Linked DNA regions of Homo sapiens: regions 2, 3, 4 and 5 are each linked to region 1. Evidence: chromatin loops called from intact Hi-C (ENCODE). Cell type or tissue: PC-9. All regions are shown on one strand.

The links. Peaks named below come from ENCODE experiments on the same cell type or tissue, not always from the same donor. Only the 100,000 strongest peaks of a DNase experiment are listed, where the experiment ranks them.
Region 2: a loop joins it to region 1, with 4 times the contacts of the local background. A loop is called at or near these places in 4 of 110 quality-filtered maps.
Region 3: it touches region 1 in a loop (10-fold over the local background); 4 of 110 quality-filtered maps call a loop at or near these places.
Region 4: it touches region 1 in a loop (10-fold over the local background); 7 of 110 quality-filtered maps call a loop at or near these places.
Region 5: it touches region 1 in a loop (5-fold over the local background); 4 of 110 quality-filtered maps call a loop at or near these places.

The regions. Positions count from the first base shown.
Region 1 is chr7:99,310,541-99,315,540 of GRCh38, forward strand. It overlaps MYH16 (myosin heavy chain 16), which reads left to right. Exons shown (of 24, transcript NM_001431356.1): 24 at 199-584. All of the region lies in intron 2 of LOC105375421 (a long non-coding RNA gene), which reads right to left. Among named protein-coding and RNA genes, the nearest start is that of ARPC1A, 13 kb to the right of the region's middle. RefSeq lists silencers at 4,063-4,152, 4,183-4,262. In PC-9, CTCF peaks have their summits at 2,563 (motif pointing left) and 2,762; a DNase peak (open chromatin) is centred at 2,521.
Region 2 is chr7:99,122,104-99,127,103 of GRCh38, forward strand. The region is part of intron 1 of SMURF1 (SMAD specific E3 ubiquitin protein ligase 1); the gene reads right to left. Among named protein-coding and RNA genes, the nearest start is that of SMURF1, 20 kb to the right of the region's middle. In PC-9, no CTCF peak of the experiment used is centred here; DNase peaks (open chromatin) are centred at 1,838, 2,768 and 3,457; H3K4me3 peaks cover 1,046 bases; H3K27ac peaks cover 4,058 bases.
Region 3 is chr7:99,222,350-99,227,349 of GRCh38, forward strand. No RefSeq gene overlaps it. Among named protein-coding and RNA genes, the nearest start is that of KPNA7, 17 kb to the left of the region's middle. In PC-9, no CTCF peak of the experiment used is centred here; a DNase peak (open chromatin) is centred at 2,312; H3K4me3 peaks cover 439 bases; H3K27ac peaks cover 3,294 bases.
Region 4 is chr7:99,159,714-99,164,713 of GRCh38, forward strand. It overlaps a transcript of KPNA7 not described here. Among named protein-coding and RNA genes, the nearest start is that of SMURF1, 18 kb to the left of the region's middle. In PC-9, no CTCF peak of the experiment used is centred here; a DNase peak (open chromatin) is centred at 2,788; H3K27ac peaks cover 2,775 bases.
Region 5 is chr7:99,207,714-99,212,713 of GRCh38, forward strand. KPNA7 (karyopherin subunit alpha 7) reads right to left here and starts at 402. Exons shown (of 11, transcript NM_001145715.3): 1 at 315-402. In PC-9, no CTCF peak of the experiment used is centred here; DNase peaks (open chromatin) are centred at 448, 2,758 and 4,208; H3K4me3 peaks cover 1,299 bases; H3K27ac peaks cover 5,000 bases.

The sequences.
Region 1 (5,000 bases):
CTCAAAACCTCATGCAGAACAAGCTAGGTATAACTCAACAGTATCCATTACTAGGAAGGAAGCCTTTGCAGAAGCTTCCTAGGCATCCCAGGGAGCTGTCTTTCCAGCAAGACAGGAGCAAAGATGTCAGAGCTCCCAGCTCTGACCCACATGGACTTGCTCACCTTGCTCACCATCTCTCTTTCTCTCTCTTTCCAGGGTAATACAGATCTCAACTGCAGTCCATTCAGAGGGAGAAAATATGAAAATGGAAAACTGGGTCTGTCCTGAGAATGTTTACTATGCAAAAGAAAGTGCAAGCCAGGAAGAGACAGGTGGTGAAGAATAAAGAGCGCTATGGTGGAAAATGAGCTTGAGAATGTAAAACCCGCCATTAGAGGAATGAAAATGAGTGGGGCTTCTCTGGAACGGCAGTAAGCATTTGGATGACAGTAATGATGGATCTGTTTCAGTTGAGTTCCTACATGGTCATGTCAAGGACGGAATATGTAATGTCTGTGACCCGGCTGTTCTCTACAAAGAATTCCTCATGTTGACAATGTTAATGTCCCAATATAGCTTAAATAAAAGAAACATTAAAAAAATAGACCAACTGGAGCTTCTTTGCTTTCTTAGAGTCTTGCTCTGCGGCTCGGGCTGGAGTGCAGTGGCACAATCATGGCTCACTGCAGCCTTGAACTCCTGGGTACAGGCAATCTTCCTGCCTCTGCCTCCAGTACAGTACAGTAGCAGTACCGACGTGCAGCTATGCCAGGCTTTTATTTTTCTAGAGATGGGTTCTCACTATGTTGCCCTGACAGGTCTTGAATTCTTAGGCTCAAGCAATCCTCCCACCTCAGCATCCCAAAGTGTTGGGATTACAGGCATGAGCCACTACACTAGACTTAGAGCTTGTTTTTAAATGGAGAAATTTTCTTTTCCTAAGACTTATCCAAAGGCAATTTTTACCACTGCCATATAAAAAAATTTTGTTGCATCCCTATATACTAATTCACAGGCTTGCTTCTACTGGAAACCATGAAAACAATACAGTCTTGGTGAAGTTCTTTCCAAATTTTGAAAGTCTGTATCAGAGAAATGAAAACAAACTAGGTTTCTTAAAGCCAAGAAAGTTACGGAATCTCCGGAGCAGGTCAAGTCCATCCAAGCTAATGCTCCACATGGCCCCTGCACGTTCCACCTCATCTCCCAGGATGTCCAGACACCAGTGGGTCAGCTCCGTGAGGGCAGGCAGTTAGCTGTTTTGTTCACTACTATATCCTCAGCAACTAGAGACTACCAGGGCTGAAGTGTGCACATAGTAAACACATATAGAGTAAATGAAAGAATGAGCTGCCTCCCAGGGTAGTGTCCTTCCTGACATTGCCAGAAAGTTCTTCCTTCAATCCAGATGAGACCTGCCCCCCGGTGGCATCTGCATGCTGACCTGCTATTTCTTTCTTTTTTTAATTTTTTTGAGACAGTCTCACTCTGTCACCCAGGCTGGAGTGCAATGGCGCGATCTCGGCTCACTGCAACCTCCGCCTCCCGGGTTCAAGCGGTTCTCCTGCCTCAGCCCCCCAAGTAGCTGGGATTACAGGCATGCACCACCATGCCTGGCTAATTTTTGTATTTTTAGTAGAAACGGGGTTTCACCATGTTGGCCAGGCTGAACTCAAACTCCCGACCTCAGGTGATTCCCCCACCTCAGCCACCCAAAGTGCTGGGATTACAGGCATGAGCCACTGGCCCCGGCCGCTGACCTGGTGTTTCTACCCAAAGCCCTACAGAACAACCTTCATGGAAATCAGTTCTCAAAATAGGTCCCTACAATTTTTCTCTTCTTTAGGCTGAACATTCCTGAGTCTGTCAACCCTCCCTCCCGTGGCAGGGTTTCCGTTGTGATCTTCTAATACTCCTCGACCCTTTCCTTTCCTTGCCCTCCTAGTCTTTGGAGAGCTGTGGTGGGGGCAGCGCCATGAGGGAGGGCTCCCTGCCAGTTCCCAGCCCTCAGAACACACTGGCTCTCTGGGAATGGCGTGTCTTCCAGCATTCTGACCTCTCTCCAATCTGTTGGCAGGCAGAAATCACTGTCTGGGGTGGTGGAGAGAGGAACACTACTTCTTTGGTGGGTCCCTCTCCACCTTCACAAAAGGGCACATCACCCCTGTGATAGTTCTGAACTTGGCACTCTCGGCTGGGCAAGGTGGTTCATTCCTGTGATTCCAGAACTTTGGGGGGCCGAGGCAGGAGGATCACTTGAGGCCAGGAATTCAAGACCAACCTGGGCAACATATTGAGACCCTGTCTCTACAAAAAATGTAAAAATTAGCCAACCATGGTGGTGCACGCCTGTAGTCCCGGTTACTTGGGAGCCTGAAGGAGGATCACTTGAGCCCGGGAGGTCGAGGCTGCAGTGAGCTCTGATGGCATCACTGCACTCCAGCCTAGGTGACAAAGCGAGACCCTATCTCAAAAAAATAAACAACTGGGCGTTCTCTAGTCGGAGCCCTGGAGGGAACTTTGGTTCCTTCTATGCAATTGGACCAAATGTGATAACACTGCCCTCTGGTGGCAGGGTCTCTAACTGCTGCGTGTGGATTTCCCGGGAGACACCAAATCACAGAATCTTAGAATTGTGTATTACAAAATTCTAGGGCTGGAAGGGGCATTTAAAGGGCATCTAGACCAATTCTGAAGCAGCTGGGGATTCCCCCCCATAATATCCCTGAAAGAAATGATAATCCAACTTCTACGTGAACCTTCCCAGTGAAAAAAGGCAGCCCATTCCAGTTTTTAGTTTTGTTTTGAGACAAAACAAAACCAAAACCAGGGTCTTACTCTGTTGCCCAGACTGGAGTGCAGTGGTGTGATAGCTCACTGCAGCCTCAATCTCCCAGGTTCAAGGGACCCTCCCATCTCAGCCTCCTAAGTAACTTGGACTACAGGTGCACACCACCACACCCAGCTGATTTTTTTTGTTTTTTGTAGAGATGGGGTCTCACTATGTTGCCCAGACTAGCTTTTAACTCCTGGGCTCATGTGATTCTCCCACCTTGGCATCCCAAAGTGCTGGGATTACAGGTGTGAGCCATTGTGCCCGGCCCCATTCCAGTTTTGACTAATGATCATGGTCAAAAAGTCCCACTTAATATTGAATGAGAATGTATGTCCCTGCATTTTGCCCTTACTTTGCTCCAGCCTTCACCTCTATAATCACATAAGTCAAATCTGTACCCTCTGAAGTCAGACAGATACAGGTTCCACTTTCCCGGCAGTGTGACTTTGCAATTAGACACTTGCCCAGTTTCTCCTAGCATTCCGTAGGACTTCAACACTTGTCCTCCGGCTAGGGATTTGTCATGAAAAGGTCAACCTTGAGTTATGGTTGAATCAAAGGCTAAAAGGGAACCTGTCAGCTATTATAAGGGACTCTTCTTTCCACTTCTTCCTGAGCCCTGGCTTAGGCTAATAAAAAATGTGTTCTGTAGCTTTGCAGTAATACTTCCATAAAACTTCCCTCTACAGATGTTTTTTGTTTGTTTTTGTTTTTTTGAGATGGAGTTTTGCTCTTGTTGCCCAGGCTGGAGTACAATGGCACAATCTCAGCTCACTGCAACCTCCACCTCCCAGGTCCAAGTGATTCTCAAGCCTCAGCCTCCCAAGTAGCTGGGATTACAGGCGCCCACCACCACACCTGGCTAATTTTTGTATTTTTAGTAGAGATTTTTAGAGAGATTTAGTTTCACCATGTTGCCCAGGCTGGTCTTGAACTCCTGATCTCAGGTGACACGCCCGCCTCGGCCTCCCAAAGCGGTGGGATTACAGGTGTGAGCCACTGTGCCTGGCCTACAGATGTTTTTAAAAACCAACTTTAAATATGGCAGCAATAAAGTAACCAGACTAAAGGGAGAAATGCATTATGGGAATTAGGTCTGGTGATCAGAAAGGCTCCCGTAGGAGTAGGTACAGGGTGCTACAGGAGAGGCACTCGGCCCAGTCTTGGAGGATAAAGGAATGTGTCTGGAAGAAGTCATGTCTCTGCTGAAGCTTAAGGTGAGTAGGAGTTAGGCATCCAGGGGAGAGAGGGCTTGTGGGAAGAAGAGTGGGAGAGCAGGAGGAGGTAGGTAGGGTGTGTCAGCTAAGAGTGTGCTTGGCTGCAGGTGGCAGCACACTGAGCCAACAATGGCATACGTGGCAGAGACATTTAACAATCTCACACACACACACACCCCACCCCGCCCCGGCAGATGGTTTCAGAATGAGTGCGGTGTGAAAGCGCCAGGTCTCCACCTTTCCATCCTGCAGCATCCTTGGGCCTGTCAAGGTGATTGCCAACAGCGTTAGGCATCATATCTTCCCCTGCCATGTTTAAGCTAGTAAAAAGATAAGGGCTGGGTGCTGTGGTTCATGCTTGTAATCCCAGCACTTTGGGAGGCTGAGGCGGGCGGATCATGAGGTCAGGAGATCAAGACCATCCTGGCTAATGCGGTGAAACCCCGTCACTACTAAAAATACAAAAAACTAGCCAGGCATGGTGGCGGGTGTCTGTAGTCCCAACTACTCAGGAGGCTGAGGCAGGAGAATGGCATGAACCGAGGAGGCGGAGCTTGCAGTGAGCGGAGAACTTACCATCTCTTTTTTTTTTTTTTTTTTTTTTTTGAGACGGAGTCTCCCTCTGTGCCCAGGCTGGAGTGCAGTGGCACGATCTCGGCTCACTGCAACCTCCACCTCCCGGGTTCACGCCATTCTCCTGCCTCAGCCCCGCCGAGTAGCTGGGACTACAGGCGCCCGCCACCACACCCGGCTAATTTTTTTGTATTTTTAGTAGAGACGGGGTTTCACCGTGTTAGCCAGGATGGTCTCGATCTCCTGACCTTGTGATCCGCCTGCCTCGGCCTCCAAAGTGCTGGGATTACAGGCGTGAGCCACCGTGCCCGGCCTGAACTTGCCATCCTTTTATCAAGGAGTACATTTTTTTCCAGAAGCTCCCCATGAAACGAACTTGTGAGTGTTGATTG
Region 2 (5,000 bases), 190 kb before region 1:
GGATCATCTGAGGTCAAGAGTTCGAGGCCAGCCTGGGCAACATGGTGAAACCCCATCTCTACTAAAAATACAAAATTATCTGGGCATGGTGGCGCATGCCTGTGATCCCAGTTACTCAGGAGGCTGAGGCAGGAGAATCGCTTGAACCCGGGAGGCAGAGGTTGCAGTAAGCCGAGATCGGGCCACCGCACTCCAGCCTGGGCAATAGAGTGAGACTCTGTCTCAAAAAAAAAAAAGAAGAAGAAGAAGAAAAAAAAAGGCCGGGCGCAGTGGCTCACACCTGTAATCTCAGCACTTTGGGAGGCCAAGGCAGGTGGATCACCCAAGGTCAGGAGTTCAAGACCAGCCTGGCCAACATGATGAAACCTCATCTCTACTAAAAAATACAAAATTAGCCAGGTGTGGTGGCGGGCGCCTGTAATCCCAGCTACTTGGGAGGCTGAGGCAGAAGAATTGCTTGAACCTGGGAGGCAGATGTTGCAGTGAGTCAAGATGGCACCATTGCACTCCAGCCTGGGTGACAGAGCGAGATTCCGTGTCAAAAAAAAAAAAAAAAAAAAGTAGTGTCCTTGACCGCACTACTAAAAGGCTCACTCCATAGCACTGACATCAACCATGCCACAGGGCTTTTTTCTTTCTTTCTTTTTTTTTTTTTTTTTTTTTTTTACATAATTAAAATTTCACATCACTTCTCTGTGTCTTTTGGACAACCACTGGTGTTGCACTTGGGAACTGTTCAAAATATCTCGAAGATCAAATAATTGTCTATAGTAGCAAATCCTCTCAACTTGGTTCATGAGTTCAAAGGCTAATGAAGCAGAATCCCAAACGCTGCCTCAAAGTGACAGGCAGGTTCATGAAACTGAACAGAATGTGAAGCCAAGTTCTTTCACCGAGAGAAAATGGTGGCAAGGCCTGAGGACAGAGCCAAACAGAAACACAGGACAGGGCTAGCGTAAACCGAGAATTCCCAAACTTCCGGAATTCACTGAAACTTTTATTTATTTTTTTTTTAGTAAAACTGCAAGAGTGACCTTTCAAAAATATATATGCAATACATAATAATAAGGCAAAGTTTGCTCTGATTTTTAGTAAATAGCCAGTAGCAGTGTAAGCCAAGTTATAAATGGCAATAAAAAAATAAATATTATGGCCAGGGCGTGGTGGCTTACGCCTGTAATTCCAGCACTTTGGGAGGCTGAGAGGATCACTAGAGACCAGGAGTTCGAGACCAGCCTGGGCAACATTGTGAGACCCTGTCTCTATAAAAAATTAAACAATTAGCCGGGCATGGTAGTGCACACCTGTAGTCCCAGCTACTCAGGAGGCCAACGTGGGAGGATCTGCTTGAGCCCAGGAGGTTGAGGCTATAGTGAGCTATGATTGCACCGCTGCACTCTAGCCTGGGTGACAGAGAGAGACTCTGCCTCAAATATTTCAAAATAGATAGATAGATAAATATTAGGTTGGTAAGAGGGGATGGGAATGTGGGGAGAACAAATATTATTTTCCATTTTATATGGTTACTCATCTGTATCATAATAAAGCTTGCATCACTTCCCCTCCATGCCACAGCCCTTGAACTGATCACTTTCTGAGAACGTTGGCTAAACATGAGAGCTCCTAACTGAATGATATAGTAAGAGTTTAATCTAGAGACAAAAAGGAAAAGAACTAGATTTAGAAACAATCTTTACTCCAACTTACAAAGTAAGAAGCCAAATATCTTCCCAAAGCAGTTCAACTTTAGTCCACTTGCAAAATACTCTCAGTGCAGCCTTAGGCAAGTCAGCCCCTAACATGTGCTGGGCAACAGCTGGGTGCCAGGTTACTTCACTTGTTCCTTGCAACAACAACCTGATGGGGTAGGTCTTGTCTGAGGCTTAAAGATGAAGCACATGATTTGGCCAAGGCTACTGGTATGTGGTGGAACTGGGTTGGCTGACTCCATTGCATCTCACCGTCTCAAAAATAGGGACAAGAATACGACCTATCTTGTGAGTTTATCAAGAGGAGGAAATACAACTCATGAAAAGTGCTTGGCCTCATTGCTGCCTGGCAAATAGTAAAGAGCTTCAATAATTGACAAATAGCTTTATTATTATTGTCCAAAGTCACCCCACTAGCAAGCAGCAGAGCTGTACTGGAAATCCAGGTTGGCAGCAGTCTTAAACCCACACTCCAAGTGGTGGTCACCTTAGAATAGTAAGGTATAGCTTACCAGCCTCGCCCAGTTTCCATTTAAAAAGGCCAAAGGGCAGAAGGGGCACTCCAAAGTCCCAATACTGAAGCTTTAATGCTAGCACTTGGCAGAATCTCATTCTAGAATACTTTTGGAGAGACTCCAAGCTTTGGGCATGAAGGCTGCACAGCTCTAGCAAAAGTGATCCAACGGCAGGGAAGGGAAAACGGGACAGGCGCTTCTACAGAATCTGCCTCTCTACCTGAACAGTTCCCTTCTGTGCACTTTAGGTTTGACCTACTTTGCCCACAAAAAGGTTTTAAGCAGTATCTGACTGTAAATGGAAGTAGGTCCAGTGTCAAAAAGGAAAAAAAAAAAAGTCACTACACAAATACTAACTTACCATTGACTGGAGGAGCCACAGTTGGGATCCAACTAGTACTTCTAAGAAGGTTTTAAGAAAGCATGTTACAATAAAGCAGCAAGATACTAAAGCAAGGACATCCAGGGCAGGGCCAACTAAACTTCCCTCTGAATGCCACTGCGCTTTATCAAGACATCCGTCATCATACAAAAATTTAACTTACTTACAGACACTTCTCACCTACTTGGAGTGGTTTTTCAAGGGCCAAATAGAAACCTGACATTAACTTAGTAACCATGTACAGAATGGATAAACAGTATTTACTTCCTCTGGTCTCTACCCTGTTTATTATATCCAGTACTCCACTTGCCAGACAACCTAGAGCATAGTAGTTATTCAATAAAAATTTTCATTCATTCATTCATTCATTCATTCATTCATTCATTCGAGACAGGGTCTTACTCTGTTGTCCAGGCTGGAGTTCAGAAGCACCATCATGGCTCACTGCAGCCTCAAACTCCTGGGTTCAAGAGATCCTCCTGCCTCAGCCTCCCAAGTAGCTGGAACTACAAGCATGCACCACCATGCCTGGCTAATTTTTTGTTTTTGTTTTTTTAAAAGATGGGAGGTTCTCACTATGTTGCCCCAGCTGGTCTTGAGCTCCTGGGTTCAAGCCATCCTCCCACCTTGGCCTCCCACAGTGCTGGGATTACAGGCATGAGCCACTGTGCCCAGCCAATAAATGTTTCTGTTTTTGTTTTTGTTTTAAAGAACCTTTGTAAAGCACTTAGTCTAAACTTTGGGCCCAATAAAGGAGTGCTTATGAAACATCCTAGAAAGACTATCATCCAGCATTTGTGTAAACACAGTAACACACTTTGTGAATGGGGCCTAATCTATTCCCTCATTAGGTGTCGCTCTGTGTCACCAGGTTCCTTCCCAAGTAGCACAACAGCAGTCATCATCACAGCTCACATTACCTATACACTTACCCGTGCACCCTGCTGGCACTTTCCACGGCTAGAAGGTGGCAAAGCCAGGACTGGAACCCAGGCCACTTGCCTCCAGCACCTGGCCCTTAGTTACCATGCTACTCCAGTCCCTGGATCCCATGCTATCCTCAGGGCATGAAAGGAAAAGTCCCTACTTTCTACCCAGCAGGCCTATAAAATTACAATTTATCATCTCATTTCCTGATCCAATCTCCCCGACAACTCACGACTTCTACAGAAGCCAAGTGTCCTCTCTTCCCTCTACCTGCCTGGCACCTCTTCTGTCCGTCTGACCTGCAAAGCAGCCAGACTCATGTCCACTCTGTCTTCGCTTATGCTATTACCACATGGTCTCTCAGCCCACCCAGATCTTTCTAGAGCCAGTTCACATTTGGCCTCCCCAGCAACTAGACTCAGGGGCGCTTTGTATTGTTACTTAACTGTTTCTAGCGAATGTACCATTTCCCTATGGCTGTTAAGTTTCTGGTAGAGACAGTCTTTTTCAATACTCCTCTCTATTGACTGTAGTATTCAATGAGAACAGCGAGCATGTATGGCGTTGGTATTTATCTTCCTTTAGAATGACGAGAAAATTAATATCAAATTCTAATGCAAAAATTATAAGCCTTAATATTAAAGAATCAAGCCTCATTTCAAATAATAAAGTACTTATTTCTTCTTTATACTTTTCAATAAGCATATATTCCTTTTTTTTTTTTTTTAATTATGGGCTGGGCTGGGTGCAGTGGTTCACGCCTGTAATCCCAGCACTTTGGTTGGCTGAGGCAGGCGGATCACGAGGTCAGATGTTCGAGACCAGCCTGGCCAACATGGTGAAACCCTGTCTCTATTAAAAATGTAAAGATCAGCCGGGCGTGGTGGCATGTGCCTGTAGTCCCAGCTACTCGGAGGTTGAGGCAGGAGAATTGCTTGAACCCAGGAGATGGAGGTTGCAGTGAGCTGAGATTGCGCCATTGCACTCCAGCCTGGGCGACAGAGCGAGACGCCATCTCAGAAAAATAAATTTAAAAAAATTAAAAAGTTTAATTAGAAATTATGTATACAGATATTTGCGTGGCAACACATTGGGATAAGATGCATTGATCTGATATTTGTATATTTAAAGTTATTATTCTTTAATTAGATGCTTTTTTGTTCTTAAGCATTTGATCATCTGAACTGGGTTCATTCAAAGTGTTATGAATTTCACAGCTATTAAAAAGAAATCAGCTATATCAAGAGGAGCTGTGTGATGTAGAAACAAATTAACATAACAGAAGTTTATTTCTTGCTCAACTACGTGTTCAGCATAGGTTGGGTCTGAGCAGGGGCCGGGGGGAAGGGCCAGCTTCGGCTTCACGTAATCACTCAGGGATCTAGGCTGATAGAGGCTCCACCACATGACACACAGCTTCTGTGGCAGAGCTGGAGGTTCCTAGTGCTTCAGCCCCGAAGTGGGACA
Region 3 (5,000 bases), 88 kb before region 1:
AGCCTGGGAGGTAAAGGCTACAGTGAGTTGTGACCATGCCACTGCACTCCAGCCTGGGAGACAAAGGGAGACCTTGTCTCAAAAATAATACTAATTATGATTTCAGATTAAAAACAGTCATTCTCATTCACTAAAAAAAAAACTTCAGGCAACACTTATAAATGTAAAGAAGGTTTAAAAAAATCACCTGGGCCGGGCGCGGTGGCTCATGCCTGTAATCCCAGCACTTTGGGAGGCCGAGGCGGGTGGATCACGAGGTCAGGAAATTGAGACCATCCTGGCTAACACGGTGAAACTCCGTCTCTACTAAAAATACAAAAAATTAGCCGGGCGAGGTGGCGGGTGCCTGTAGTCCCAGCTACTCGGGAGGCTGAGGCAGGAGAATGGCGTGAACCCGGGAGGCGGAGCTTGCAGTGAGCCGAGATAGCGCCACCGCACTCCAGCCTGGGGGACAGAGTGAGACTCCGTCTCAAAAAAAAAAAAAAAAATCACCTGAAATCCCACCACCCAGATAAACTCACCGTGATCTGATCTGATCTTATCTTGGTGATCAGAGAAGCACCTATTTTGCAAAAAAGGGGTTAAGCTGTTCTAGAACCTTAAAAATATATATACATTTACATCCTCAGTTTTTTAAATATTCCATTGTATGGGCTGGGCATGGTGGCTCACACCTGTAATCCTAGCACTTTGGGAGGCCAAGGCAGGGGGATCACTTGAGCCCAGGGGTTTGAGACCACGTCACTACAAAAAAAAAAAATTAGCTGGGTATGGTGGCACGTGCCTGTAGTCCCAGCTACTTGGGAGGCTGAGGTGGCAGGATGGCTTGAGCCCAGGAGGTTGAGGCTGCAGTGAGCTTTGATCGTACCACTGCACTCCAGCCTGGGTGACAGAGTAAGACCCTGTCTCAAAAAAAAAGAAGAGAGAGAGAGAAGAAAAGAAAGAGGAGAGGGAGAGGGAGGGAAAGAGGAAGGAAGGGAGGGAGGGAGGGAGGGAGGAAGGAAGGAAGGAAGGAAGGAAGGAAGGAAGGAAGGAAGGAAGGAAGGAAGGAAGGGCGGGCACGGTGGCTCACGCCTGTAATCCCAGCACTTTGGGAGGCCAAGGCAGGCAGATCACGAGGTCAGATGGAGACCAGCCTGGCTAACATAGTGACACCCCGTTTCTACTAAAAATACAAAAAAATTAGCCAGGCATGGTGGCAGGCGCCTGTAGTCCCAGCTACTTGGGAGGCTGAAACAGGAGAATGTCACGAACCCGGCAGGAGGAGCTCGCAGTGAGCCAAGATCGCACCACTGCTCTCCAGCCTGGATGACAGAGCGAGACCCCATCTCAAAAAAAAAAAAAAAAAGAAAGAAAGAGAAAGAGGGAGGAAGGGGAAAAAAAGGAAGGAAGGAAAGCAAGCAAGAAAGCAAGCAGGAAAGAAAGGAGGAAGGAAGGAAGGGAGGGAGGGAGCGAGGGAGGGAGGGGAGGGAGGGAGCGGGGGAGGGAGGAAGGATGGAAATGTGGAGGCAAAGTGACTACTTACCCACAGCCATGCAGCTCATGGGGCATTTTGTGATGCTCACCTACCGTCACAGAACTCGACAAGAAACCAAGAAAAGAATGAAAGAGGAAAAGGGAGGGGAGAGATTGGAACTTAGGGGCCTATTTCCTAAATCTGGCTGTCTGGGGGGCAGGGACCAAGCCCTCTGCATGTGTCAAGTCCGGGGGTTTCTGGATGTGCATGCCAAGAACGTCTCCATCTCCACCACTCCCCAAATGGAGCACGGTGCTTGGGAGTCATCGTTCCCATCCCAGAGATCTGGCTATCATTCATTCAATAAATATGTCTTCATCATCTAATAGGTGCTAGGCACTTCACATATATGAACTCATTTAATTCTTCTAACAACGGGATTTAGGGCCAGGCGCAGCGACTCATGCCTGTAATCCAAGCGCCTTGGGAGGCCGAGGCAGGCAGATCACGAGGTCAGGAGTTCGACACCAGCCTGGCTAACACTGTGAAACCCTGTCTCTACTAAAAACACAAAAAATTAGCCAGCCATGGTGGCATGTGCCTGGTGTTCCAGCTACTCAGGAGGCTGAGGCAGGAGAATCGCTTGAACCCAGGAGGAGGAGGTTGCAGTGAGCCGAGATTGCGCCATTGCACTCCAACCTGGGTGACAAGAGTGAAACTGCATCTCAAAAAAAAAAAAAAAGAGAGAAACGGAGCCATGTCTCAGATGCTGACTCATTGTGTTATCTTTGGGCAAACTGCTTCACCCCTCCGAGCCCATTTGCTCACCTGCTGAAAAGAGACCATTACTCATCTGCCCCACCCGCCTGCCCAGGCTATTGGAAGGATCAAAATTAGATTTTGGACTCCGGGGACGTCTGTTTTTATTGTTGTGCCAATGCCAACCCATGACTCTGGGGAATTTTTTTCAGCCAGAGGATTTAAGCCCGCTTGATTTCTATAGAAAAACCCATTAAACTTTCTCCAGATACCATGAGCCAATGATTCCATCCAATGCGCTTCTTGCTGCATTTTTAAAGGCAGGGCACTCTGTGTGCCCACTCACTCTTGGGCAGTGCTAGCCACCTGAAAATTAACCTGAGGCCTTCCCCAAAGCAAACTCCCTCTTCCTTCTTTCTTTCTTTCTCTTTCTTTCTTTTCTTTCTTTCTTCTTTCTTTCTTTTCTTTCTTTCTCTTTTTCCTTCCTTCCTTCCTTCCTCTTTCTTTCCTTTCTTTCTCCTTCCTTCCCTCCTTCCTTCCTTCCTTCCCTCTCGCTCTTTTTCTTTCTTTCTTTCATCTGTTTATTTTGTTTTGAGATGGAGTCTGGCTCTGCCACCCAGGCTGGAGTGCAGTGCTGGCATCTCAGCTCACTGCAAGATCCACCTCCTGGGTTCAAGCGATTCTCCTGCCTCAGCCTCCTGAGTAGCTGGGATTACAGCACCCGCCACCACACCCGGCTAATTTTTGTATTTGTAGTAGAGATGGGGTTTCACCATGTTGGCCAGGCTGGTCTTGAGCTCCTGACTTCAGGTGATCCACCCGCCTTGGCCTTCCAAAGTGCTGGGATTACAGGCATGAGCCACAGCGCCTGGACTATTTTATTGTAGAGACAGAGTCTCACTCTGTCACCCAGGCTGGAAGTGCAGTAGTGTGAAGACGGCTCACTGTAGCCTCAAGCTCCCCTGCCTCAGCCTCCCGAGTAGCTGGGATTACAGGTGCCCGCCACCACGCCCAGCTTATTATTTTTTTATTTTTGTAGAGACAGAGTCTTGTTATATTGCCCAGGCTGGAGAAGCAACATTATCTGAGATGGAACTTTCTGGAATATTAACCATTAAACCTCCCCACCCTCATGAGAAGCTCAAACCACAAGAGACCAAGGGGCAGCTCTTGCTGCACGGGGCCAGGAGCTGATGGCTTCCTTTGCTCCAGATCCACCTGCCATCCTTTTCCACCCCATCCTGGGTCCAGGAGGCTGACCCCCCAGGTACCTGCCTGGGTTCCTACTTTCTGGCTCTGGTTGGGTTTGGCCACAGGAGATGCTGAGAGGAGATGGGTGCGCAGGAGGGGAGAGGTGAATGCACCCCCGGCCCTGCTGGGTCTGGTCGGGCGGCAGTTGCACTGTCCCCCTGGAGTTGCTCCGTGCCCCTGGGGGCCAACGCTTCTCCCACAGCCACATCCAGGGTGCAGGGGCTTCCCCTATGGCCTGAGCAGGCGGTGCTTTACTGTACCTATTGTCTTTCTTGAACTCTGCCCCACCTCAGTAAATTGTCTCTTCATTAAACCCTATGCAGTGAGGCCAGGCACCACGGCTCACGCCTGTAATCCCAGCACTTTGGGAGGCCAAGGCGGGCGGATTGCTTAAGCCCAGGAGTTCGAGACCAGCCTGGGCAACATAGCAAGATTGACCTCCATCTCTAAAGAAATAAAAATAAAAATAATCAGCCTGGGCCAGGCGCAGTGGTTCACGCTCGTAATCCCAGCACTTTGGGAGGCCGAGGCAAGTGGATGTGGATCATGAGGTCAGGAGTTCAACACCAGCCTGGCCAACACAGTGAAACCCCGTCTCTACTAAAAATACAAAAATTAGCTGGGTGTGGTGGCAGGCGATTGTCATCTCAGCTACTCAGGAGGCTGAGGCAGGAGAATCGCTTGAACCCAGGAGGCGGAGTTTGCAATGAGCTGAGATCACGCCGCTGCACTCCAGCCTGGGTGACAGAGCAAGACAAGACTCCGTCTCAAAAATAAAAAAATAATCAGCCTGGCATGGTGGTGCCTGCCTGTAGTCCCAGCTACTTGTGGGGCTGTGTGAGGCGGGAGGATCACTTGAGCTCAAGCGATTGAGGCTGCATTGAGCTATGATGGCACCACTACATTCCAGCCTGGGTGACAGAGCAAGACCCTGTCTCTCATAAACAGACAAATAAACAAACGCTCTGCAGTGGCCCCACTGGAGTGTGCTCTTTCCTGCTGGGACCTGGACTAGGACAGAAAGATAACCTCCTGCCAGAGAACAGACCTTCCCAAAATCACTGTGGGGCAGGGGGCCCGTTTCTTCTCACCAGCCTCTGCCCCCATCAGCCAGAGCGTGCTGATCACATGGGAATAAGCAAGAAGCACCTCGGGACCCAGGCTTGGGAGGGTGGCCCATAGATGGGATCCAGGCCCTGGCTGCCAGGTGACGGCTCCCACCAGCAGCCTCTCCCCAATCTCTGGACACTGCCCTGAAAGTGCCCAGGAGGGGATGGGATGGGGATCATCGTACGATTGCAAACAATTGAGCTTAAAGACTTATACAACACATAATCCTAATATCAGGTGGAGAAAAATGTAAATTTCACCTCAATTTTAACCTCGCCAGCTTTGCCCAGAGGAGCTCCACTTTTTCTCTTTACAAACCAGAACTCTGCACAAGAATCTGCCCGTTAAAAGCTTTGCTGCTAAAGATATTAAAAACAGACCTGGCCAGGCATGGAGGTTCACACCTGTAATCCCACCACTTTGG
Region 4 (5,000 bases), 150 kb before region 1:
AAAACAGCCAATCATTCTTTATCATCAAACCTCCATTCAATGCTCAAGTTTCCAATTGTCTCATAAATGTCATATGTGTTTTATTTTCTCAATTGTTTGGTGGTATCAGAATACAAATGAGGCCCACTCTGGTTAGTCAATACGTCATTTAAGTCTAAATTTATAAGTTCCCCCCAAGCAATTTTTTAGTTGGAATTTATTAAGAGAAGGAAAGAAGTAGCTTGTCTGCAGGATTTCTCATGGTCTGGAGTCTGCTGCTTGCTTTTCTGAAGTGTAGCTTAGTGTTTCTCCTCTGTTGTTTTTGTTTTTTTTTTTTTTTTTTTTTTTTTGAGACAGTGTCTCGCTCTGTTGCCCAGGTTGGAGTGCAGTGGTACGATCCTGGCTCACTGCAAGCTCCGCCTCCCAGGTTCACGTCATTCTCCTGCCTCAGCCTCCTGAGTAGCTGGGACTACAGGTGCCCGCCACCATGCTAGGCTAATTTTTTTTGTATTTTTAGTAGAGACGGGGTTTCACCGTGTTAGCCAGGATGGTCTCAATCTCCTGACCTCGTGATCCGCCCGCCTCGGCCTCCCAAAGTGCTGGGATTACAGGCGTGAGCCACGCACCCGGCCTCTCCTCTGTCTTTTGTATTTCTTATAAATTGGTAGTTGCATCTAGGGGTTTAATTGCAGCTTCCTATTGTTTTATATTCAACTTCATGGATTCTTTCCTGTCTCCTCCATTCTGCTGTTAAGCCCATCCAGTAAATTTTATTTATTTTAGGGACAGGGTCTCGCTATGTTGCCCAGGTGGGTTTTGAACTCCTAGGCTCAAGCAATCCTCCTGCCTTGGCCTCCCAAAGTGCTGGGATTCAGGTTTGAGTCACTGCACCCAGCCATCATCCAGTAAATTTTAAATTCCAGTTATAGTATTTGTCAGTTCTAACACTTACATTTGATTCTCTTCTATTTCTTTGCTGAGACTTCAGTGGCCCTAGGTTATCATTTAAATGATGTCTTTTCAAATGAGAACAAATGATCCACTCCAGGGTGGAGTGGATGAGTAGGGAAGCCAGCCTCCAAGATGGTTCCCAATGACCTCTGTCTTCTGGTCTTCACACCTCTGCATAGCTCCTCCCACATCCTACAAGGTTATCGTATAGCAGAGTGATTGTATGCCACCTTTTTTTTTTGAGACAGAGTCTTTCTCTGTCACCCAGACTGGAGTGCAGTCACATGATGTCAGCTCACTGCAACCTCCCAGGTTCAAGCTATCCTCCTGCCTCAGCCTCCCGAGTAGCTGGGACTACAGGCATGTGCCACCACACCTGGCTTATTTTCGTATATTTTAGTAAAGACAGGGTTTCACCATGTTTACCAGGTTGGTCTCGAGCTCCTAACCTCAAGTGACGTGCTCACCTCAGCCTCTCAAAGTTCTGGGATTACAGGCGTGAGCCACCATGCCTTCTAAGATTAGGTTATAAAGGACCATGGCTTCTGTCTTGGGGATTCTGTCTCCCATGTACACAAACTCTCTCTCTCTCTCTCTCTCTCTCTCTCTCTCTCTCTCTCTCTCTCTGATCACTTGCTCTGGGAGAAGCAAACTTCCCTGTTATTGGAGATTCAGGAAGCCCAAGGGAAAGCCTGTGTAGCGTAGAACTGAAATATCCAGCCATCAGCCACTGAAGAACTGAAACCCTCTAACTACCACATACTACCATTGTAAGTAGGTCCTCTCCCAGTTGAGTCTTCAAATGAGACCACAATTCTGGCTGACAGCTTAAGTCCAACCTCATAAAAGACCTTGAGAGCCAGAACCATCTAAATTGTCCCCCAGATTCTTGCCTTACAGAAACTCTGTATAATAATTTTTTTAAGCTGTTAAGTTTCTGGGAAATTTGTTATATAGCAAGTAACTAATTCATGAGGCTTTGAATTAGTTATTAGTGATTCCCTGTCTGCCACTTACTGAAAGATGAAGGGCAAGTTGGCTAACCTTATGAGCTCCAGTTTACTTGGAAATTGAGGATAACCATTTTTGCATCGCCTTGTTTGACACTTGAACCCCTTCTTTTACAGATGAAAAAAACTGAAGCCCAAAGGAATTGACAGAAAAGAATCCACAAATGAGGCACTTAACAGTGAAATTACATGACATGTCCAGGCTTAGGCTATTTAGAAAAAGAGTAGAACTGACCCCAGGGCTCATGGCTCCAAGTTATTCTTTTATGCCTTAAAGCAAACTGTGCTGCCTTATAATGCATGCCATTATCATTAACACAGTCCATGTTTCAGGAAAAAACAGCAGATAAGTTACGCAGTGTGCATGGCTAACCAAGATTGCAATTTTTTTTTTTTTTTTTTTTTTTTTGAGATTGAGTTTTGCTCTTGTTGCCCAGGCTGGAGTGCAGTGGTGCAATCTCAGCTCACTACAACCTCCACCTCCTGGGTTCAAGTGATTCTCCAACCTTGCCTCCCGAGTAACTGGGATTACAGGCATGTGCCACCATACCCAGCTAATTTTGTATTTTTAGCAGAGACAGGGTCTCACTATGTTGGCCAGGCTGGTCTTGAACTCCTGACCTCAGGTGATCTACCTGCCTTGGCCTCCCAAAGTGCTGGGATTACAGGCATGAGCCACCATGCCCAGCTGAGAATTGCATTCTTTGAGGTACATTACAATTTCTGGGCAAATGCAAAAGGTCAAAGTTGTTCCAGTTCAGTGTTCACACCGTAAACCAACCTATAGCCATTCACACCTTCCTTCCTCTTTGTTGCCTCACCAGTCGTCCCAACTCCCCGAGTCTAAGCAGGTGGGCACCCAGCCAGAAGGTGACTAACACCATCTCTTTGCACCCAGACCATATACCAAAGGCAAATTGCTCCTTTTTTTAAACCTTGCTAGGCAAGTCAGTATTAGTATCTTCAAACTACAAAGGCTGCTTTGTCATGCAAAGAGAAGGAAAAAAAGAGGTTGACAGTATTTTGAGCCAACAAGGTTAGATCACTCGGACAACAGTGACTAAGCTCAACAGGGCTTCCAGCTCTTTTAATTAAAAAAATTTTTTCTCAAAGACCTATCTTTGTAAACCATCTCACCTTTCCACCTCCCTTCAACTACAATCTACGAATAGGGGGAAAAATGCTTTAAGATGTTGAAAAAGAATCTGTATTCCAATCAGATTCTTTGAAAAAAAGTATATGTAAGGCTGGACACGGTAGCTCACGCCTGTAATCCCAACACTTTGGGAGGCTGACACAGGCAGATCAACTGAGGTCGGGAGTTCAAGACCAGCCTGATCAACATGGAGAAACCCTAGCTCTACTAAAAATACAAAAATTAGCTGGATGTGGTGGCACACTCCTATAATCCCAGCTACTCGGGAAGCTGAGGCAGGAGGATCACTTGAACCTGGGAGGCGGAGGTTGCAGTGAGCCGAGACTGCGTGACTGCACTCCAGCCTGGGCAGCAAGAGCAAAACTCTGCCTCAGAAAAAAAAAAGTGTATGTAAATTCAACCTAGAAAAGAAATGCAAACAAAAATTATTGTATTGAAGTCATAGGACCATTTTTTCAATATGTTTTTTCAATTACAAATATATTAAATTTGTAATATATTTATATATAATATACATATTTTATATATGCACTATAAATATGAGTGTGTGTATATATATATATATATATATATATTTTTTTTTTTTTTTTTTTTTTTGAGACAGGGTCTCACTTTGTTGCCCAGGCTGGAGTGCAGTGGTGCAATTGTAGCTCACTGTAACCTTGAACTCCTGGGTTCAAGTGGCCCTTCTACCTCAGCCTCCTGAGTAGCTGGGGCTACAGATCCTCACTACCATGCCCAGCTAATTTTTTATTTTTATAGAGATGGAGTCATGCTGTGTTGCCCAGGCTGGTCTTGAACTCATGGCCTCAAGTGATTCTCCCACCTCAGCCTCCCAAAGTGCTGGGATTATAGGTATAAGCCACCACGCCTGGCCTAGTGTGTATTTTATATATAACAAATATTACCTATTTAACATTATTTAATGTAAAAATTCAAATGTTATATACTGTCTCTATTTTGACAGAATGGGACTTAATCTTTTGGATTTAAATAATGTCTCGAGTTACGGTATCATTTTCTACTCCTCATGGGCATCACTTAAGATCCCTCAGTCTCAAGCAACAGGAACCTACTCTGGCTACTTAAAAAGAATTTCTCGAAAATGCAAATCAAAACCACAATGAGATACCATCTCACACCAGTTAGAATGGTGATCATTAAAAAGTCAGGAAACAATAGGTGCTAGAGAGGATGTGGAGAAATAGGAACACTTTTACACTGTTGGTGGTACTGTAAACTAGTTCAACCATTGTGGAAGTCAGTGTGGTGATTCCTCAGGGATCTAGAACTGGAAATACCATTTGACCCAGCCATCCCATTACTGGGTATATACCCAAAGGATTATAAATCATGCTGCTATAAAGACACATGCACATGTATGTTTATTGCGGCACTATTCACAATAGCAAAGACTTGGAACCAACCCAAATGTCCAACAATGATAGACTGGATTAAGAAAATGTGGCACATATACACCATGGAATACTATGCAGCCATAAAAAATGAAGAGTTCATGTCCTTTGTAGGGACATGGATGAAACTAGAAACCATCATTCTCAGCAAACTATGGCAAGGACAAAAAACCAAACACCTCATGTTCTCACTCATAGGTGGGAATTGAACAATGAGAACACATGGACACAGGAAGGGGAACATCACACTCCGGGGACTGTTGTGGGGTAGGGGTAGGGGGAGGGATAGCATTAGGAGGTATACCTAATGTAAATGACGAGTTAATGGGTGCAGCACACCATGGCACATGTATACATATGTAACTAACCTGCACATTGTGCACATGTACCCTAAAACTTAAAGAATTTAAAAAAAAAAAAAATTTCTCGAAAGAGTATGGGAGAGCACCTAAGACCAAAAAGGAGGCCTGGAGAGGCAGGATGCAGGTA
Region 5 (5,000 bases), 100 kb before region 1:
CAACCTCCGCCTCCCGGGTTCAAGTGGTTCTCCTGCCTCAGCCTCCCAGGTAGCTGGGACTATAGGCGCCTGCCACCACGCCCGGCTAATTTTTGTCTTTTTAGTAGAGACGGGGTTTCACCACGTTGGCCAGGCTGGTCTTGAACTCCTGACCTTGTGATCCGCCCACCTCGGCCTCCCAAAGTGCTGGGATTACAGGCATGAGCCACCGCTCCCAGCCAGCATTTTTTATTTTTTGGGACCAGAGAAGCTGAGTGAGAGTTAGAACCCATATACACAGCACAGACTCCCCGTCCCCAACCCTTGGGCTCAACCTGGCAGCAAGAACAACAGTCTGGACTTCTCAGCTCCATGTCCTATTTCTGCAAGACCTGCTTGTTGGCATCAGAGTCTCACTCTGTCACCCGGGCTGGAGTGCATTGGCACAATCACGGCTCACTGCAACCTTGACCTCCTGGACTCAAGTGATTCACCCACCTCAGCCTCTTGAGTAGCTGGGACTACAGGCATGAGCCACCACACATGACTCACTTTTTATTTATTTTATTTATTTATTTTTTGAGACAGAGTCTCACTCTGTCACCCAGGCTGGAGTGCGGTGGCGCAATCTTGGCTCACTGCAAGCTCCGCCTCCCGGGTTCACGCCATTCTCCTACCTCAGCCTCCCGAGTAGCTGGGACTACAGGCACCTGCCACCACGCTCAGCAAATTTTTTTGTATTTTTAGTAGAGACGGGGTTTCACCGTGTTAGCCAGGATGGTCTCTATCTCCTGACCTCGTGATCCACCCACCTCGGCCTCCCAAAGTGCTGGGATTACAGGCGTGAGCCACCGTGCCCGGCCACACCTGGCTTATTTTTGGTTTTGTTTGTTTTTGTAGAGTCGGCTTTTCACCACGTTGGCCAGGCTGGTCTTGAACTCCTGACCTTGTGATCCACCCACCTCAGCCTCCCAAAGTGCTGGGATTACAGGCATGAACCTGAAGTCAGCTTCTATAAGCATCACCACACCAGCTCAGTAGGCTGTGAACACTGTGGGAGCACCAAGACCACCAATGCTGGGCATAGCAGTAAAGGAAAGCTTTTAAAAGTGCTTTGGCTTCAACTGGGTCCTCAAATGAGGCAGATGGGCTGGTTGTCATATATAGAAGCCTTTCATGCCAGGTGCAGTGGCTCACACCTATAATCCCAGCACTTTGGAAGGCTGAGGCAGATGGATCACTTGAGGCCAGGAGTTCGAGATCAGCCTGGGCAACATGGGGAAACCCCATCTCTACTAGAAATACAAAAATTAGTCAGGCATGGTGGCGGACACCTATAATTCCAGCTATTTGGGAGGCTGAAGCAGGAGGATCACTTGAATCCGGGAGGCGGAGGTTGCAGTGAGCTGAGATTGCGCCACTGTACTCGAGCCTGGGCAACAGAGTAAGATTCCGTCTCAAAAAGAAAAAGAAAAGAAGGCTTTCACACGGTGTGTCTGAGGAGTTATAAATCAGGCATATGTACAGGGTGGTGAGGAGACCCGCCAAGGCTGCAACAGGAAAACCCCACACCCAATGCACCAGCACATGGGGTCAGGACAGTCTCAAGCACAAGTCACTGAGAATCCTTCAGTAGACTGCCTCCACCCCAGTCCAGACCACTATCACCTCTTACCCACACTACTGCAGTTGCCTTCCAGCTGGTCTCCCTGCTTCTCCCATTGCCTTATTCCAATCTGTTCTTTGCACAGAGTACATGTGATTGTGGATCACCTGAGGTCAGGAGTTCGAGACCAGCCAGACCAACATGGCGAAACCCTGTCTCTACTAAAAGTACAAAATTAGCCAGGCGTAGTGGCAGGCACCTGTAGTCCCAGCTACTCAGGAGGCTGAGACAGGAGAATCGCTTGAACCCAGGGGGCGGAGGTTGCCGTGAGCCAAGATCGCACCACTACACTCCAGCCTGGGCAACAGAGCGAGACTCCAACTCAAAAAAAAAAAAAAAAAAAAAAAAAAAAGAAAAAAATCTGATTAGTCAGGCACAGTGGCTCATGCCTGTAATCTCAACAACTTGAGAGGTTAAGGTGGAGACTTGCTTAAGGCCAGGTGTTCAAGACCAGCTTGGGCAACAAAGCAAGACCCCCGTCTCTACAAAAAATATAAAAATAAGCTGGGCATGGTGGCACATACCTGTAGTCCCAGCTACTTGAGGCTGAGGTGGGAGGATTTCTGGAGCCCAGGAAGTCAAGGCTGCAGTGAGCCACGATTGCACCACTGCACTCCAGCCTGGACAGCAGAGCCAGACCCTGTCTCCAAAACAAACAAACAAAAAAAAGAAAAAATCAAGGAGAATCTGATCTAACTCTCCTGCTTAAAAAAACTCTCCTGGCTACCCAATGAGTTTAGAAGAAAATTCACTTTCTGCACTGGCCCCAGCCCACTTCACCTCCAACAACTCTTTCCTTGATCATTGTGTTCTAGACCCCTGGGCTTCATTATCAAGTGTTCCAGGTTCATTGTACTCGGGCCTTTGAAGTAGCTGCTCTGCCCAGGATCTCTGCACACTTGGCTCCTCTTCATTCAGTCTCTGCTTAAACATCTCTGAAAGCCCTTTTAACTGTCTTCCCAGTCTTATTTTCTTCTCAGCTTTAACCACTGCCTGATATTTTCTTGTTTGTCCAACTTCCTCTCCTCCTACTCCCCATGGTAACAGTACTGTGTCTTAGGCAGGGATTTCTTACCTCTTTCACAACACATGACAAAGTAGGTACTCAAATATTTGTCAAGGGAGGGTACTGTGTGATACGAGACAGGGAGTTGGCCCTCAGTTAGAGGTGGTTATTCAAATCAGGCCAAGTTTGAACTTTTTTTAAATTGGAGGGAGTTTGCTTTTGTGTTTTTGTTTTGCTTTTGAGACAGTCTTGCTCCGTTGCCCAGGCTGGAGTGCAATAAATAGTGTAATCATGGCTTACTGCAGCCTCAACCTCTTGAGCTCAAGTGATCCTCCTGCCTCAGCCTCCTGAGCAGCTAGGACTACAGGCACAAGTCACCAAGGCTGGCTAATTTGTATTTTTTGTAGAGATGGGATCTCACTATGTTGCCCAGGCTGGTTTCAAACCCCTGGGCTAAAGCAATCCTCCCCCTCAGCCTCCCAAAGCATTGGGATTAGAGGCATGAGCCACTGCACCTGGCCCCAACTTTGAATGTTCACAAGGCAGCAGGGAATATTTCTTACAGGTATGTAATATTCATCTGTTTCTGACCATACGAGATGGTCCAGACTACATTATAGAAAAGAGAAAATTGGATAAAGAAAGTCAACTGACTCTTGTCTTCAGTGAATAGCAGCCAAGAATAGTTTTGGTAGAAAAGACTAATTCAGACATATCAATTTGAAAGGGGCAGTGCAGACAACTTGGAGATTTGCATCAGAGAATTTAGAGCTGGCTGGGCACAGTGGCTCATGCCTATAATCCCATCACTTTGGGAGGCCAAGACGGGTGGATCACCTGAGGTCAGGAGTTCGAGACCAACCTGGCCAACATGGCAAAACCCTGTCTCTACTAAAAATACAAAGATTAGCCAGGTGTGGTGGCACATGTGCCTGTAATCCCAACTACTTGAGAGGCCGAGGCAGGAGAATCGCTTGAATCTGGGAGGCAGAGGTTGCAGTGAGCCTAGATCAAGCCACTACACTCCAGCCTGGGCAACAGAGTGAGACTCTGTCTCAAAAAAAGTAATTTAGGGCCAAGACTGATGTTGTAAGAAGAGAGACAAGCTCTATGCAAGATCAGAACAAGGATCGAGTCTTGAGGATGCTCACATTAGGGCCTGAGAGAATGAAGAATTAGCAAAGAACCAGGACAAAGGAGGGAGTTGGAGATAGAACAACAGAGTTAGTATCAGAGGCACTGCTGGCAACAGTAGTCACTGCGCCAGGGACAAGTCCCTAAAATCAAGCTCCAGCCACCCACAGCAAGACAGGAGCTACAGGAGAGCATGTCAGCTGAGCCTCAGAGCAGAGGAAACCAACAGCCCACACCATCCCTCTGGGTTTCAGATCCTGGTGGCTCTGCCTGCTTTAAAGCATTAGTTTCCTCCACAGCCTGGGAAAGAATAGCCTATATACCTTGTCTGCAAATCTGATCCTGGGAAATGCAAATTAGTTCCTGGAATTGACCAATCTCTCCCACTCTCCGATCTCAAAGCCAGAGAGGTGGAGGGTGACACCTGGTTTAAACATTCACGAAGCTCTCAATCATTGTGAGTCATGTTGACCTCCTCCCCAACCAATGTGGACAAAGGGACCTCAGTGAATCCAGAGTCCTTTGGTTGCTGCCCAGGGAGCCCTCACACAAGTTGGCTTAAGACTATCTCAGGCTTTAGATTTCTTCAATACAACTTCAAGCTCGAGGTAGCTTTACTCCTAGCAACACATCAGAACTCAGTATACCTGGGAAGGGAAGAGAACAACATTGCAAGACAGCCTCAGCACTGGGAGATCAGGCTAGGAAACACTGGTGTCCGATCCACATGTGTCCTTTTTTTTTTTTTTTTTTTTTTTTTTTTGAGACAGAGTTTCATTCTTGTAGCCCAGGCTGGAGTGCAGTGGTGCGATCTCAGCTCACTGCAACCTCCACCTCTCGGTTCAAGCAATTCTCCTGCCTCAGCCTCCCACGTAGCTGGGATTACAGGCACCTGCCACCACGCCCAGCTAATTTTTGTATTTTTTTTCTTTTTTTGGTAGAGATGGGGTTTCATCATATTGCTGAGCTGGTCTCAAACTCCTGACCTCAGGTGGCCCACCCGCCTCGGTCCCCCAAAGTGCTGGGATTACAGGAGTGAGCCACCATGCATGGCTTACTTTTAAGTAATCTCAAATTCTGCCCCATAAGGAAGCGTTGCTTTTTAAGACTAAATTGGCCAGGCACAGTGGCTCACACCTATAGTCTCAACGCTTTGGGAGGCCAAGGCAGAAGCTTGAGGCAGGAGTTTGAGACCAGCCTCAGCAAAATGGTGAG